Regions from separate parts of the Homo sapiens genome. Here region 1 is linked to region 2. The links are chromatin contacts, found by Hi-C or POLR2A ChIA-PET in ENCODE. All regions are on one chromosome and are shown on one strand. Each heading gives the region's core, a stretch centred on a gene start or an enhancer-like site at or near the end of the contact. The rest is flanking DNA. Distances are from core to core; before and after follow the strand shown. Region 1 holds the start of RGS10 (regulator of G protein signaling 10). Region 2 holds the start of NANOS1 (nanos C2HC-type zinc finger 1).

Evidence for each region. Hi-C counts contacts between places; a loop is a spot of excess contacts on that map. ChIA-PET counts read pairs that join two places held with the same protein, here RNA polymerase II (POLR2A). Pooled maps may share reads with other maps.
Region 1: a map of OCI-LY7 shows a loop between it and region 2 (9-fold over the local background). The contact joins the promoter of RGS10 here to the promoter of NANOS1 in region 2. A Hi-C loop is called at or near these places in 1 of 168 maps with a recorded cell type or tissue (OCI-LY7), 3 of 37 single-sample maps with no recorded cell type and 10 of 50 pooled maps. POLR2A ChIA-PET finds 5 or more read pairs at or near these places in 2 of 52 experiments (A673 and activated naive CD4-positive, alpha-beta T cell).

What each region holds. Positions count from the first base shown.
Region 1 is chr10:119,540,456-119,547,069 of GRCh38, reverse strand. It overlaps RGS10 (regulator of G protein signaling 10), which reads left to right and starts at 4,351. Exons shown (of 5, transcript NM_001005339.2): 1 at 4,351-4,480. The coding sequence starts at 4,432. RefSeq lists enhancers at 2,588-3,096, 3,359-3,438 and silencers at 3,649-3,808, 3,859-3,928, 3,939-4,678, 4,729-4,898.
Region 2 is chr10:119,025,612-119,032,530 of GRCh38, reverse strand. It overlaps NANOS1 (nanos C2HC-type zinc finger 1), which reads right to left and starts at 2,817. Exons shown (of 1, transcript NM_199461.4): 1 at 1-2,817. The coding sequence starts at 2,729. The coding sequence ends at 1,851. LINC03036 (long intergenic non-protein coding RNA 3036) reads left to right here and starts at 2,960. Exons shown (of 4, transcript NR_186540.1): 1 at 2,960-3,186; 2 at 6,671-6,734. RefSeq lists silencers at 1,746-2,045, 2,416-2,625, 2,746-3,215 and an enhancer at 3,040-3,540.

The DNA of each region.
Region 1 (6,614 bases), core at 3,102-5,601, 510 kb before region 2:
AACACAAAACTGCAACAGAAATGAAGCCTTATGTATTTTTGTGGCATTAAACCCAGTAGAGATTTCAACTAGTCTCTAATTAGTGATTTTTCTCCCTGATTTAAAAGCACATACACTGCAGAAGTTTGCAAAACAGGAAAATGTAATGAAGAAAAAAGAACCCATTATCCTATTATCTAGAGATATAGTCTAGTAATATTTAGGTGTAATTAACTGCTAGCTTTCTAGGTATAAACATACCGTATTCTCCTCTTCCTCCACACTGAAAATTTTCTCTATATTTGTATCCTGATTTTTCAACGAGAGCTTCGTCTAAGATTCTTTCATCTTTCTCTTTGCACTAGTTTTTTCCACCAAGTTCCAAAGATTCTTCACAGTTTTTTATAACTGTTAAATATTCTATCAGGAGAATATGTTATACCTTAGTCATTCTCTTAGCGGGCATTTTTAGCTACTGTAAATAACCCTGATAAAAGGAAGTGTTATGTTTAATTGTACACGTAAATGTTCGCATCATTTATTGTTTTTCTTTTGGCACAAATTACCAATTATAGAATTATTCACTAGTCCAAGAGGTATAAACATTTTGAAGACTCTTACATGTGTTGTCAAATACATATATTAACACATCTGCTTCTCTTCCTTCTAGAGAGGTTGTAACAATTTACTTTCCCTCCTTCACAGTGTAGTAACAATGTGAACATCAGTGTTACTAACCCTGCCAATTTCCTATAATTGAAAAGAAATCCACTTTTGACTGGCTGTACCATAAAGTTTATCATTTATTAAAACATCATTGTAGGGGGAGTAAGAGTAATTAAAATTCCAGTAATTTTTTGTGTGCCTACATGTGCTGGGCACGATGCCAGATGCTTTTTTGTTTATTGCTATTGAATACCACTTGCTCGGAGTGTAGGTGGACCTCTCCTTGCCCTGTCCCTTGAGGCTACGATGTGTTTGAGGACACATCTGGTGTGTCCACACAGCTGGTTGCTGTTTGGTCAGATTAGTACCCAGGTCTCTTGACTTTAAGTTGGCCACTTATTCATTTTACTATACCTTGTCTGCCTCAACTGGCCTAGAATAGTCTTGTTACATAAATTCTGGTGATGAGAGGCTCTAAAATGTATTCACAGCTTACCAATATTTTAGTTTCTGGGTAGAATGAAAATATTGAACTCCAAAGCCAGTAATCCCTCTGAAATCTTGTGTTACCAGAAGACATCCGGGGCTCTTGCTTCTTGCCTGATGTAAACATCCTTGAACCAAAAGTGAGACCAGCAGGGGAAGAAAGGGGCTAAACCGCTCATCCTCTTCTTCCCCACACTGGCTACCGCAGTTTGTTTGTGAAGGCTTGACTTAGGAGGCTAAGGAGGGAGGATCACTTGAGAGCCCAGAAGTCAGAAATCAGCCTGGACAACATAGTGAAACCTCTGTCTCAAAAAAAAAAAAAAAAAAAAAAAAAAGCTTCAGAAAGTGCATGCTGGAATTACAGGAAAAATGCCATTGGGATGGTGAGCACCTTCAATCCAATGCAAACCACGGTTGGAACTTAATCGTGTGTGTGTGTGTGTGTGTGTGTGTGAGTGTGTGTGTGTATGTGTGTGTGCATTTGGCGAGTTTTAGGAGTTAGGAGGCTTTATACTTTTATACGTGGTCTTTTGCACAATACACTTTGAAAACTGGCTTTTGAACCTTCAGACACTTAAAACAGGTATTTATAGCAATTTCAATGTCCCAGGCAAAAATTTTAAACTGTGCACTTAAACGTTAACCATGCATTTTTTTTTTTTTTTTTTTTGAGATGGAGTCTTGCTCAGTCACCCAGGCTGGAGTGCAATGGCTCGATCTCAGTTCACTGCAAACTCTGCCTCCCGGGTTCAAGCGATTCTCCTGCCTCAGCCTCCTGAGTAGCTGGGATTACAGATGCCTGCCACCGCGCCTGGCTAATTTTGTATTTTTAGTAGAGATGAGGTTTCACCATGTTCGTCAGGCTGGTCTCGAACTCCCGACCTCAGGTGATCCGCCCGCCTTGGCCTCCCAAAGTGCTGGGATTACAGGTGTGAACCACCGCACCCGGCCTTTTTTTCCTTTTTTTGGAGACAGAGTCTTGCTCTGTGGCCCAGGCTGGAGTGCAGTGGTGAGATCTCAGCTCACTGCAACCTCCTCCTTCAGATCTTGGCTCACTGCAACCTCCTCCTCCCAGGCTCAAGTGATTCTTCTGTGTCAGCCTCCTGAGTAGCTGGGATTACAGGCACCTGCCACCAGGCCTGGCTAATTTTTGTATTTTTAGTACAGATGGGGCTTCACCATGTTAGCCAGGCTGGTCTTGAACTCCTGACCTCAGGTAATCCGCCTGCCTCTGCCTCCCAAAGTGCTGGGATTACAGACGTGAGCCACAGCGCCTGGCCCTAACTATGCATCTTAATTTTTGTACTTACTCTCTGATGTGCTAACAGGACAGTAAAAGTGATTTAAGGCTGTTATATTTTCCCTTTATTTAAGAGATGCCTGGGGTTCTTAGCTCAGGAGGGATTCATAGCATGTCTTAAGCCACACCAGTGTTTTTCAGGACACGCTAGGGTGGACTTGGCAACTAGCAAAACACTGAGCTGCTGTGCCTAACTTTTACCCCTGTGTGCCAGTGTGCTTATTTCCTGTCTTAGGATTACTTGTAATTTGGTCTCGGGGAAGTTTTCTGGGTGAGTGCGTTGCACCAATTCCCTTATTGTTTTAAGAACGCAGTGACCTCACTTGGATCCAGGACTCTGCCAGCATTTAAAATCCCGCTCTTACGAAAGGTGAAACTCTTGCCTATAGTTAAGTATCACAGCTTGATCCCATTACAATGAGATGGAAGTTTGTCTGGGCCCGGAGTAGGCCAACAACAGCAGTTTTAAAAGCAGAACTCCCCGCGCTGGGTCTAACCCTGTTCTTGGTCACCGCGTTCGCTTCAGGAGCCTGGAAATCCTCTTTTGGCAGCAGAAGGGGGAGAGTGCTTGGAAATGCTCGGAGGAAAACGACTTTTGGAGGGGGAATAGCGGGGAGGGAAACAACAAGCAACCACCGGCCACACTTGGGGTGCAACTGGGGCTGTGGGGTGGGTAGAGGGAGAGGGAAAGTGAGCAGAACTGGAAGCTCAGAATAGAAGATACAAAAGAAAGTGCCAAGTAGTGAAAAAAACTGCAAAAGGACGGGGGGATGGGGGGAGGGCGACTGGGGAACGGTTTGGAAAAATAGCAATTAGTACAGCTAAAAATAAAGACCAATTTAGAGACAAAGCCAGATACACAAGGAGAAAAATAAAACTCGCCAGAAAGACAATTTCTTGCAAACCAAATGTTCAAGAAAATGGGGGCTAATGACATCCCCTCTGGGGCTGCTCCATAGAAGAAATGAAATAATAGGAGACCGTAGAGCGCGCAGCGCCCAGCAGGTGACGCCGTGGGGGCTTGAGTGGTCCCGGTCGTGGAGCCTGAAGGCCCTGCCAGAGGCAGTGCCCACGTGTCCCCAAAGTTAGAGAAGTGTCCCGAGAGCGCGGTGTGCGGGACAGAGCACCGCCCGGCGCAGGAACCGGGGGGTTCCTGCAGAATCCTCTCAGATCTCCCCGAGTCCTGGCGCCCGCGCGGCACGGCCGGGGAGAGGGCGCCCACCCGCGGCGGCTCGGCTAGCTCAGCGCACGGGCCCTGGGGACGCCCCACCCGCATTCGCGGGGCGGGAAGGCGCAGCGCCCACGAAGTCGAGGAGCAGCCAGGCCCCAGCAGGCGGGGATCCTGGTGACGAGGAGGCAAAGGCCACAGGCTGGGCCGCGCCCGGACTCTGCAGAACCGCGAGGCCTAGGCTTCCCAGCCTGTGACCCGGGAGGGGACCCCGCCCGCCACCTGCGAAGGCTCGCTGAGAGCCCCGAAGCGCGGTGCGCCCGCGGCGCCGTGCCAGTTTCTCCGGGGCTACAGGGAGAAGGCGGGAGACCGCGATGGGCCCGGGAGCTTGAAGCTGGGCGGGGCGGGCCGGGGCGGCATCTCAGGCGAGGGCCAGGGACCCCGGGACGCGCTAACCGCCTCCGCGGGGCTACTAAGTTCCCGGCGGCGCGGGCTCCCTCTGGGCCAGTGCACCTTATCCCAGGCGCGGGGCACACTCTGGGCGATCGGGGGTCACCCGGGGCTGCCCTGCCCTGCCCCGCCCGGGCACCCCGGAGCGGAACCGCGAGTCCTCACCAGCGGGGGCGGGCAGGGCGCACTGAGCGCGCCACGCGGCGCCTGGCTAGGAGGAGGGCGGCGGGCGGGGACCTAGAGCTCCGGGGCGGTGCTGAGCCCGCTCCTCCTCCTTGCCCTCCTCCTCCTCCTCCTCGCCCTCCTCCTCCTCCTCGCCTTCCTCCGGCTCAGCCGCCGCGCCGCCGGGCTGCTCCTTCTTCCTCCTCGGGCGCCCGCGGCGATGTTCAACCGCGCCGTGAGCCGGCTGAGCAGGAAGCGGCCGCCGTCAGGTAAGCGGCTTCGGGGGCCCGCGGGCTCGGGGTCGGGGCGCCGTTTCGCCCGCCCGGCCTCCTGCCCTCCCTCTTGTGCTCGGGCGCGGCTCGGTGGTACCTCCCAGACTGGAGCCCCGGCCGACCGCACCACCTCTCCCCGCTGGGTACCGCACCTTCGCGGTCCCAGCCGCGACGGGAGCGCAGAGCTCCTCCGGGAGCCCCGGGGAGGAAGTTTGGCTGAAAGAGGAACAGCCGCAGTTTTCTTTTTAGTGATGGTCTGGGAGAAAAAGGAGCGCCCCAAATCTCCAAACTTTGGAGGTGACATGGGGCTCCAGATTCCGAAAGCGGAACGGCGCGCGGGCTTCTCCCTCCGTGACGCTCTCCGCCTCCGCTGCGGGCGTGGGTGGAAGGATGCCGAGCGCCCGGGGGAGCACGGCTGGACCCGGGCATCCGACTGGGCCCCTGGGCCTGGGGCGTCGGGGGCCTTCGCTTCTGCCGCGAGGAGCCAAAAGGTGGGATCGCGAGGGTGGCGGAACCCCAGGATGGAGAAGGGCACTTCTGCGGTCCGAGCCAGCGAAGTTCTGACGTTACGAAGGATTCGCCTTGGCCGTCACTTTGGGCCAGCCTGAGCCACGATCTCGGGCAACTTGATAGGCCAAAGACCCCACGGTGAAGGTGGAGCCGTGCCCTTGATTCCGGTCCTTCCACCCTTTTGCTCATCACAATAGCTACGACCTGTGCAGGCCTTTGGGTGCGCCAAGGGCTTTGTCCACCGCGTTGGGTGAACTCTCCCTTCACCCCTAGGACAACCCGGTGAGTGAGGAGGGAGCGGAAGCCAGGCGCTGTTAGGTAACTTGCCCCAGTCACACTCCGCAGGTGATGGGGAGGCTTTCAAACCCAGGTTCCCCTGACTCTGAAGTTCGGGGGCTTTGCCGGGCTTCCCACGCCAAGATTCACTTCTGCTTGGCGCTCAGAGTCCCAACGCGTTGGTGCATTTCCTTTCTGCTCCTGGTATTTTATGAGGGACATTGTGGTTTAGAGACTGGGACCAGACTGGCTGGATCCGAATCTCACCTTCGCCATATTCACCAGCCGTGGGACCTTTCTGCAGAATGAGGTTCTGCACAGTGGGAATAACAGTAGCTACTCGCCTTTTAAAGTACTTAATTGGAACCTGTCTTCCATCCATCAGGTTTTGCAAATTATTGTATTTAATATGTAGGATTTCATAGGGTTGTTGTAATGATCTTACATTGTTGCCCGGCAAGTACTAAGTGCTCCGTTAGCGTTAGTGGTCATGTAAACCTTTTTGTGTTGCATGTGAGTCAAAGAATTCCCTTGTGGGTGTTAATGTTAACCAGTCTCTATGGTTGGCACAGGCCTGTGGAGCGCTGCTCAGAGCCTGGACTCGAATTAAACTCTTGGTTCTAACCTTGACTCTGTCATTCAGCAACACTGGGCAAATTACTTGATCTCTCTGTGCCTCCGTTTCAGTGATGTGCTGGAGCTGGCTCAAACTGGCTTGCAAGAGCCAGTTGCCAAATATTCAAAAAGTTTGGAAACTGGTTGTAAACCATAGGTAGCTTGAAAGTAGTTATGATGGGATATTTACATCATGAAAATCAACAAAGCTAAAAATGAAGGCTTCATTTTGACTCAGGAGAGCTGATGTTCCAGCACCTTTCTCCACCTGCAAAGTGGGTTTCATAGGGTTATGGGATTAAATACTCAAAACCATATGAAGCCCCTAGTACAATGTGTGGCACATAATAAAAGTGTAATAATTAGTAGCTTTTCTCCCTTTTGCCTGTTATAAATAGAGCTGCTATGAATAGCCCTGTACGCGTTACTTATTACTTTAGATTGCTTTTGGGTTGAAGACTGACAGATAGAACCATTGTATCCTGGGAGATACATGGATTTGGGGTGATTTTGCGTGTAGCCAGGTTGCACCCCAAAAAGGCTGAAGGCAGTTTTAGGGAACAAATTATTTCAGGGCAACAAATTTTAAACCTCATAAAATGTGGTTACATCACTGACAGAAAGGTCGGTCTCAGGCCGGGCTCAGTGGCTCACACCTGTGATCCCAGCACTTTGGGAGGCTGAGGCAGGAGGATTGCTTGAGCCCAGGAGTTCCAGATAAGCCTGGGAA
Region 2 (6,919 bases), core at 1,568-4,067:
TTAGAAACTTCACCCAGAAGGTGAAGCTCATTTAAACTGGTAGATTTTCTATAGCAAAAGAAAGGAGAACAAGTAATTACATGGTTTCATTAAGCTACTTAATTTAGGCCCAGTCAGATCTGCAGTTCTCTCTGGTCTGGGGTTAAGACTAGCAGCGTTGGATTATTTGTCTTTCCTGGCTAAGAAACATTGTGCTTTCCTCCTGCCCCCCAAGTTCTTGAAATGCACCTTTTCTTTCACCAAAAAGACAGCTATCGGGTATTTACCCCATCCTCTAACACACCTTCAAATGAAGGTTCCTGATTGAGTCAATTTGCTGTGGATGAAGTTAGCTGTTTAATGCGAAAGCAGTCTAACTTCTAGTAGCCTAGCTAAATCCTACTGGGAGCCTTATACACGTAGACTAAACTCTTGCTGGTATCTTCAGATAGTAATGCATTTGTGTATTTCAGATGAGTTCATCTTAATTCACTTCCATTTTTTGCCTTCTATTGCCTTGCTTGGCAGGTAGCTGCATTCCATAGTGTGGCATTCAGTATGGTGGATTTAAAAGTGAGGGTGGGAGGGTAAAGTAGGGGTTAGGAACTTTTGCCCAAGGATCAGGTTTAGTCTTGCTTATGGGTAAACTGGTGGGGTTCCGGAAACCGACATGGGTCTTCCAGTAGGAGTGGGAACACATGAAGGACCCCCAACAATTCCTTTAATTAGTGCTTATTCTAGTTTGAGCACTGCCTGTATTAAAGTCAGACGCAGCCCACGGTGGAACCTTCTTGAATACGAGTTAATACACGAATAGCTCAGAGCTAGAGATCCATCTTCTATTTGTTTGACAGGCAACAGCTGGAATGGGCTTTCCTCCACTAGGAACCCTGAAATTGAGTAATCTAGGGTGAATTAATACTGCTGTCTTCCCTTCCTCCCTTTGATCTTAATATCATAAACGTTTTTAAAGAACTGGAAGAGGGTGAGTGTGTAGAGAAAATGCCAAGTAGGAAAGTTACAGGTGAGATTAATGAATTCATACTGTTACTGTATAAATACACAATTTTTTTAAACAGCACCATTTCCAAGTTATACACAATATGATTATGACTTGGCACAACTTTTAAAGGTGGAAAAGGCTAGTTGCTAGTTCAGTAATAAAATACCTGGTACATAGAACGATAAGGAGCTGTATTCTACCTGCTACACATTGTGCATTTTACACCTCCAGCTAGGACAGAAACAAGCCACAAGCGGGGAATACCCGCCCAAATTAATACTGGAAAGTTTACAAAACCTTCACTTCTCATAAGGGTGATGCTACCAGCGGCTTGCTTCACCTGGAATTAGAGTAACTGATTTTTAAAGACAACTGAGAATATTAACTCGCTTCAAACAATAAAATAGTCATTTTGCCGACATTTCATAAAATCGCCAGTTTTAAGCTCAGTTCAGAGGCTTTTAAAAAAATATTCTAGACCTAGTAAAGTGCCTCCATTCATAAAATGAAACATCCAAGATTGAGACAATTTCATACTGATGCGCATCTAAAATAGGTCGACGTATACAGTAAATAAACAGCGCCTCTAAGTTGCCATATTTCAGTTAGTGGAATACACACCCAGCCTTCGCCGTTCTGGATGTGCAAACTAGAAACTGAAGACAAATGGGGATTTCAGCGTCTAGTCCCAATCGTTCAGCACGGAAGTACTCCACACGGTCGGCTGCTTTTCAAAAACCACCAGGACGACGTCCCATGTCGAGCCGACCGCTGAGCCGCACGCCTCCCCACGGCGGGGGCGAGATGGTGCGCAGACCTAGCGGTGCGAGGGGCGGCGGCGACCCTGGGCGGCCGGGAGCCCGGGCCTTCAGCGCAGCTTCTTGCCAGGCGGGCCGTCCCTGGCGCTGCGGGGCGGCGGGCGGGCGGGCGGCGGCGGCACTTTGGAGAGCGGGCAGTACTTGATGGTGTGCGCGTTGTCGCCGCTGGCGCCGCACAGGGGACACGTGTAGCGGCGCAGCACGGGACACAGCACTCGCCCGTCGGGGCCCTTGAGGATATGGGTGGTGTAGAGCGCCATCGCCTCCTTGTTGTTCCGGCAGAACACGCACACCTGCAGCTCGGGCTTCAGCAGCCGGGCGGCCGCCGCCCCGGAGGCCGCGTGCAGCCGGGGCTCGGCCGCCCACGCCGGGGCCCGCTCCTCGCGCGGCGTCGCCTCGCTGGTGGTGGTGGCGGCGGCGGCGGCGGCGGGCGCGCAGCCCAGCAGCACGGCGGCGGCACGACCCGCGAACGGGCTCAGCTCGGCGAAGCGCTCCTCCAGCAGCCCGGCCTCGGCGGGGCCCGCGCACAGCTCCAGCGCGCGCAATTCCAGCGCGCTCCCCAGGTAGCGGCCCCGGGACCCCGGCTCGTCGCTGTCGTCGTCGTCGTCCTCGTCGTAGTCGGGCGGCCCCAGCGCCGGCCCCAGCGCCCCAGGCCCGGCCCCCGTGTGGGGGGAGCAGCAGGACGACGAGGAGGAGGAGGGCGGGGAGCCGCCGCCGCCGTTCCCACCGCGGGCGCAGCCGAAGCGCGGCTCGCCGTCCACCGCTTTGGTGATGAGCGTGGCGAGCCCCAGGTAGTCGTTCCAGGAGCTGAAGGGCTGCGGGTGCGCCGGGCCCGGGGCGCTCACGTAGCGGGCGCTGGGCACGAGCGCCATGGGCGGGGGGGCGCGGCCGCGGCGGGGCGAGCGGGGCGCCCAGGGGAAAGCCTCCATGGGCGGGCTGCGGGCCGCGCGCCGCCTCCCCGCCGCCGGCGCGGGCCGGACGGAAGGGACACGCCGAGCCTGCCCGCCGGCCTGCCGCGGGGTGGGGCCGCCGCGCCGCCTTTTATCGGGCCCACTCCTCCCCGCCCCCCGGCCTCGCCGCCGCGGCCCTGCCCCCTGCGTTCCCCCGCCCCGGCCACCTCGCCCGCGCCCCGGACGGAGGCGGAGCGGAGGCGGGCTGGCTGTGTGCGCGCTCCGCTCCAGCCCGCGCGGCTCCCGCGCCCCGCGCGCTGCGCCAGCCTCGCCAGCTGTCGGGCGGCCTTCATTCCGGGAGGGGGCGGGCGAGGCGCCGCCTCGAGCCGTGGCGCTCATTGGCTGCAGACCAGAGCCCCCCGGCGCCTCGGGCGCCGCTCCGGACGCTGATTGGTGGGAACACGGGGAGGGGGCGTGTTCTCCGCGCAGCTGGGAGGTGAGGAGAAAGTAGGGGAGAGAAGGGCCGGGAAGGGAGGGCCGCTGGGGCCCGCATTCGAGCGCCGGGCCTGGGCTTGGAGCAGGTGACCAGGCCTGGGTCTCCTCGGCCTGGTGGTGAGGCCCCCCGAGGACAGGGGTCAGGGTGGCCACAGGTTTACGCCCCCACCTCCCAGCCTTTAATGGCCCTAGGCCCTAATCCTGAGAATCCCCGCTATCCACCCCCTTCTCACCAACATCAGCATGAAAAGCTGGACGCGTTGGAAGGATGCAGCTCTCCCATCACAGCCGCCCAACCAGCCAGTGGCTTCCGTTTGCACCGCGCGTTGGAGCGCTTTCCCCTGGGCGAAATCCATACAAACCCTGAGGTTCGGGGAGGCTGTGGTTCCTGCCGCGGTAAGAGCGGAGGGACGCAGGACTTTCCGGCTGCACGCAGCAGCCTTCCTCCCAACAGGTGCTCAGGGACTTCAGCCAATGGGTGGCCGATAGCCGGTTACTTAGGTCGGGGTTGGGGCTGGGCCGGAAAATCTCATGGCTGGAGAGCCTAGGACAGTGACTGGGATGTGTGTGTGTGTGTGTACCCCCTCGCCCCAGAGGCCTGAGTCAAAATGTGGGTTGTATGTGCAGTTTGAAAAACAACGTGTATTCAATGTTATATTTTGTCTTCCTTCCTTCCTTCCTTCCTTCCTTCCTTCCTTCCTTCCTTCCTTCCTTCCTTCCTTCTTTCCTTCCTTCTTTCCTTCCTTCCTTCCTTCCTTCTTTCCCTCCTTCCTTTTCTTTCTTTTTTTTTCTTTTCTTTCCGCATCCCGGGTTCAAGCAATTCTCCTGCCTCAGCCTTCCAAGCAGCTGGGATTACAGATGCCCGCCACCATGCCGGGCTAATTTTTTGTATTTTAGTAGAGACGGGGTTTCACTATGTTGGCCAGGCTTGTCTTGAACTCCAGACCTCGCGATCCGCCTGCCTTGGCCTCCCAAAGTGTTGGTGTTACAGGCGTGAGCCACCGCGTCTGGCCTCTTTCTTTCTTTCTCACTCTTTCTTTTTTCTTCTTGATTTTTCTTTTTTCTTTTTTTTTTTTCTTGAGACAGGGTCTCACTATGTTGCCTAGGCTGGTCTTGAACACCTGGCCTCAAGCGATCTTCCTGCCTTGGCCTCCCAAAGTGCTGGGATTACAGACATGAGCCACCACACCTGGCCTCAACATTATAATTAAATACTTTGAAATGAATAAAACATGTTGTGTAAAAGCCATGGAGAATAAGAGCCAGAAGATGAGTTTTGATTAGGAAGATGGCAGGTGGTCTTACACTTCCCAACTTTTTTAAAAATTGAAAGTAGGAAAGGCTTTAGATACTGAGGGCTCTTCTAGGATGAAACCTAGAACTGGGATCAGGAAAATGCCTCCCCTGGCAGGTGGGCCCTGGCAGGGTGGGCTTCATGGGGCAGATGGGGCTTTCCTTCCTCACTCTGGACCATGCAGTGGCTGTGGAAACAATGAGCCCTCACTAGGCCTGAGGCCACACTCACAGGTCTTGGCTGTGCCCAGCAGGTTTAGAATGGCTCAGCAGGGGATGCCCAGAACCTAGTGCTGGCATTGGTTAATATTAGAATGAATGAATGAGGGAATCAGAATGTCAGCATGGGAAGGGATCTTTGGGATCATTCTGTTCGATCTTTTCTTGCCTTTTTCTTTTCTTTTTTAATAGATGGGGGTCTCGCTATGTTGCCCAGGCTGGTCTTGAACTCCTGGCCTCAAGTGATCCTCCTGTCTTGGCCTCACAAAGTGCTGGGATTGCAAATGTGAGCCACTGCACCCAGTTCTGTCCAATCCTTACAGATGAAGAAAATGAGACCTAGAGAAGAGTAGGATTTCTTTTTTTTTTTTTGAGACAGAGTCTCACTCTGTCGCCCAGACTGGAGTGCGATGGCACGATCTAGGCTCACTGCAATCTCTGCCTCCTGAGTTTAAGCGATTCTCCTGCCTCAGCCTCCTGAGTAGCTGGGTTTAGAGGCATGTGCCACCATGCCTACCTAATTTTTGTATTTTTAATAGTGATGGGGTTTCACCGTATTGGCTGGTCTCAAACTCCTGACCTCAGGTGATTTGCCTACCTTGGCCTCCCAAAATGCTGGGATTATAGGTGTGAGCCACCGCACCCAGCCAAGCAGGACTTCTTTAAGGCTACAGTGACTATGTGACAGAACTAAGACTCTGGTCCTGTTACTCCCGGCCGGGTGGCCTTCTCACTACACCCTGGACCAGCAAGGTATCTCAGACAATAAGTCTGTGCATGCATCCGCAGAACTCTAAGGCACAACACAGGGGAAGCTGGAAAGAAGTGAGGTGAGGTGAGGCGATATGGCCTTGGCTGGGGCCCCTGCCCTCAAAGAGCAATCCAGGGCTCTGGCTGGCAGGCGCGGGAAAGGACCTGAAGCAGTGAAGTGAGGCCTGTTCTGGCCGCCTCTCTGGGTTAGGGGTTAAAGATCCATGTTTCGGCCTCTTCCTTCTAGCCCCCGATGGTTGATGTAAGTCATGAAACCAGGCAGTAATATTCAGCACTTGCCAACCCAGATCCTTTTCCAAGTTTGTGTTGGCATGCAAGGTAGAAAGTCATTCCTTTATTTCCTCCCCTTCTCCACCAAAAATAAATAAAAGAACCTCCATGCCGCAGGGCTCCTGCAGACGCCTGGCAGGTTTGCTGACCCTGAACTCGGAGCTTTTACCACGAGAACGCCAGCCCCCCAGAGTGGTATGAAGATGATTATTCTATGAATGGAAAATTCCGCTCGGTTCACACAGCCCTGCAGCCTGCATCCTTTCAAGACATGCAGACTTTTCAAGCTCTGAAGATGGGGAGCCACAGTTCTGAGAATAACTTTGGCAGGAAAAGTTTAAAATTGCCAGCTGCTGTGTCTGATCCCCCTTGGTCAGGCCAGAGAGGCGATGGCACAGAAGCGGAAGCCTTCTTGCCTCCCAACATGGTTTTCGGCCCTTGTGGTTGTACGGGGAGAATAAAAACTTTTAAGGGATAAGAATAGGAACAAACACCTTGGCTGGGACCTGCAGCCTGGGTATGTGGGAAGTGGAGCTGGGATGGAGATGCCCCAGAAGGAGGTGGAGAAATGAGTGTGTCTTGGGGTCCGCCATGGGCTGTTTCCCCAGGCTGCTCCCCTTGACTGCTATACGAGGTGAGTAGACATTTGACCCAGAAGGGAAGTCGGGAAGTGGAGGCCAAGTGCATGAAGGCTTTTGTCGTGGAGCACACGCTGGGCCTCAGTACCCTGGGAGCCTTTGCTCTCAGTGACCATAGAAAGGCCAGTGTGGGCACCTGGCCCAGCTCTGGGTTAAATAAACAGTGACTTTTGTCACCCAGCAACAGGCCTCAGCCTGGCTGTGAGCTCTCTAGCTCTTTGAGGTGTTGGCACGATTTCAGAGATGTTCTTAGCACCTCTGATGAAGTCTCACTGCCTTTTGCTCACTTTCCAGGAGTCTGGAATGAAACAGATGGAAACAGCCAGTCTGTGAACGTTTCTTCAGGTATCCGGCAGAGGTGAGAAGACAGGTGGGCATGGGCTACACCTCAGAAGTTAGAGGGTGCTGCTTGGTTTCTTCTGGAGTGGGGCAGTGGGGCCTGCCTGGCACAGGCTGAGGGCTCTGGCAGGGCAGGGGTGGGTGGTGGGGAGGGTGCCTGGGTTCTGTGCTCCCACCTCTCCACATGGCCCCCAGCCCGGGCCA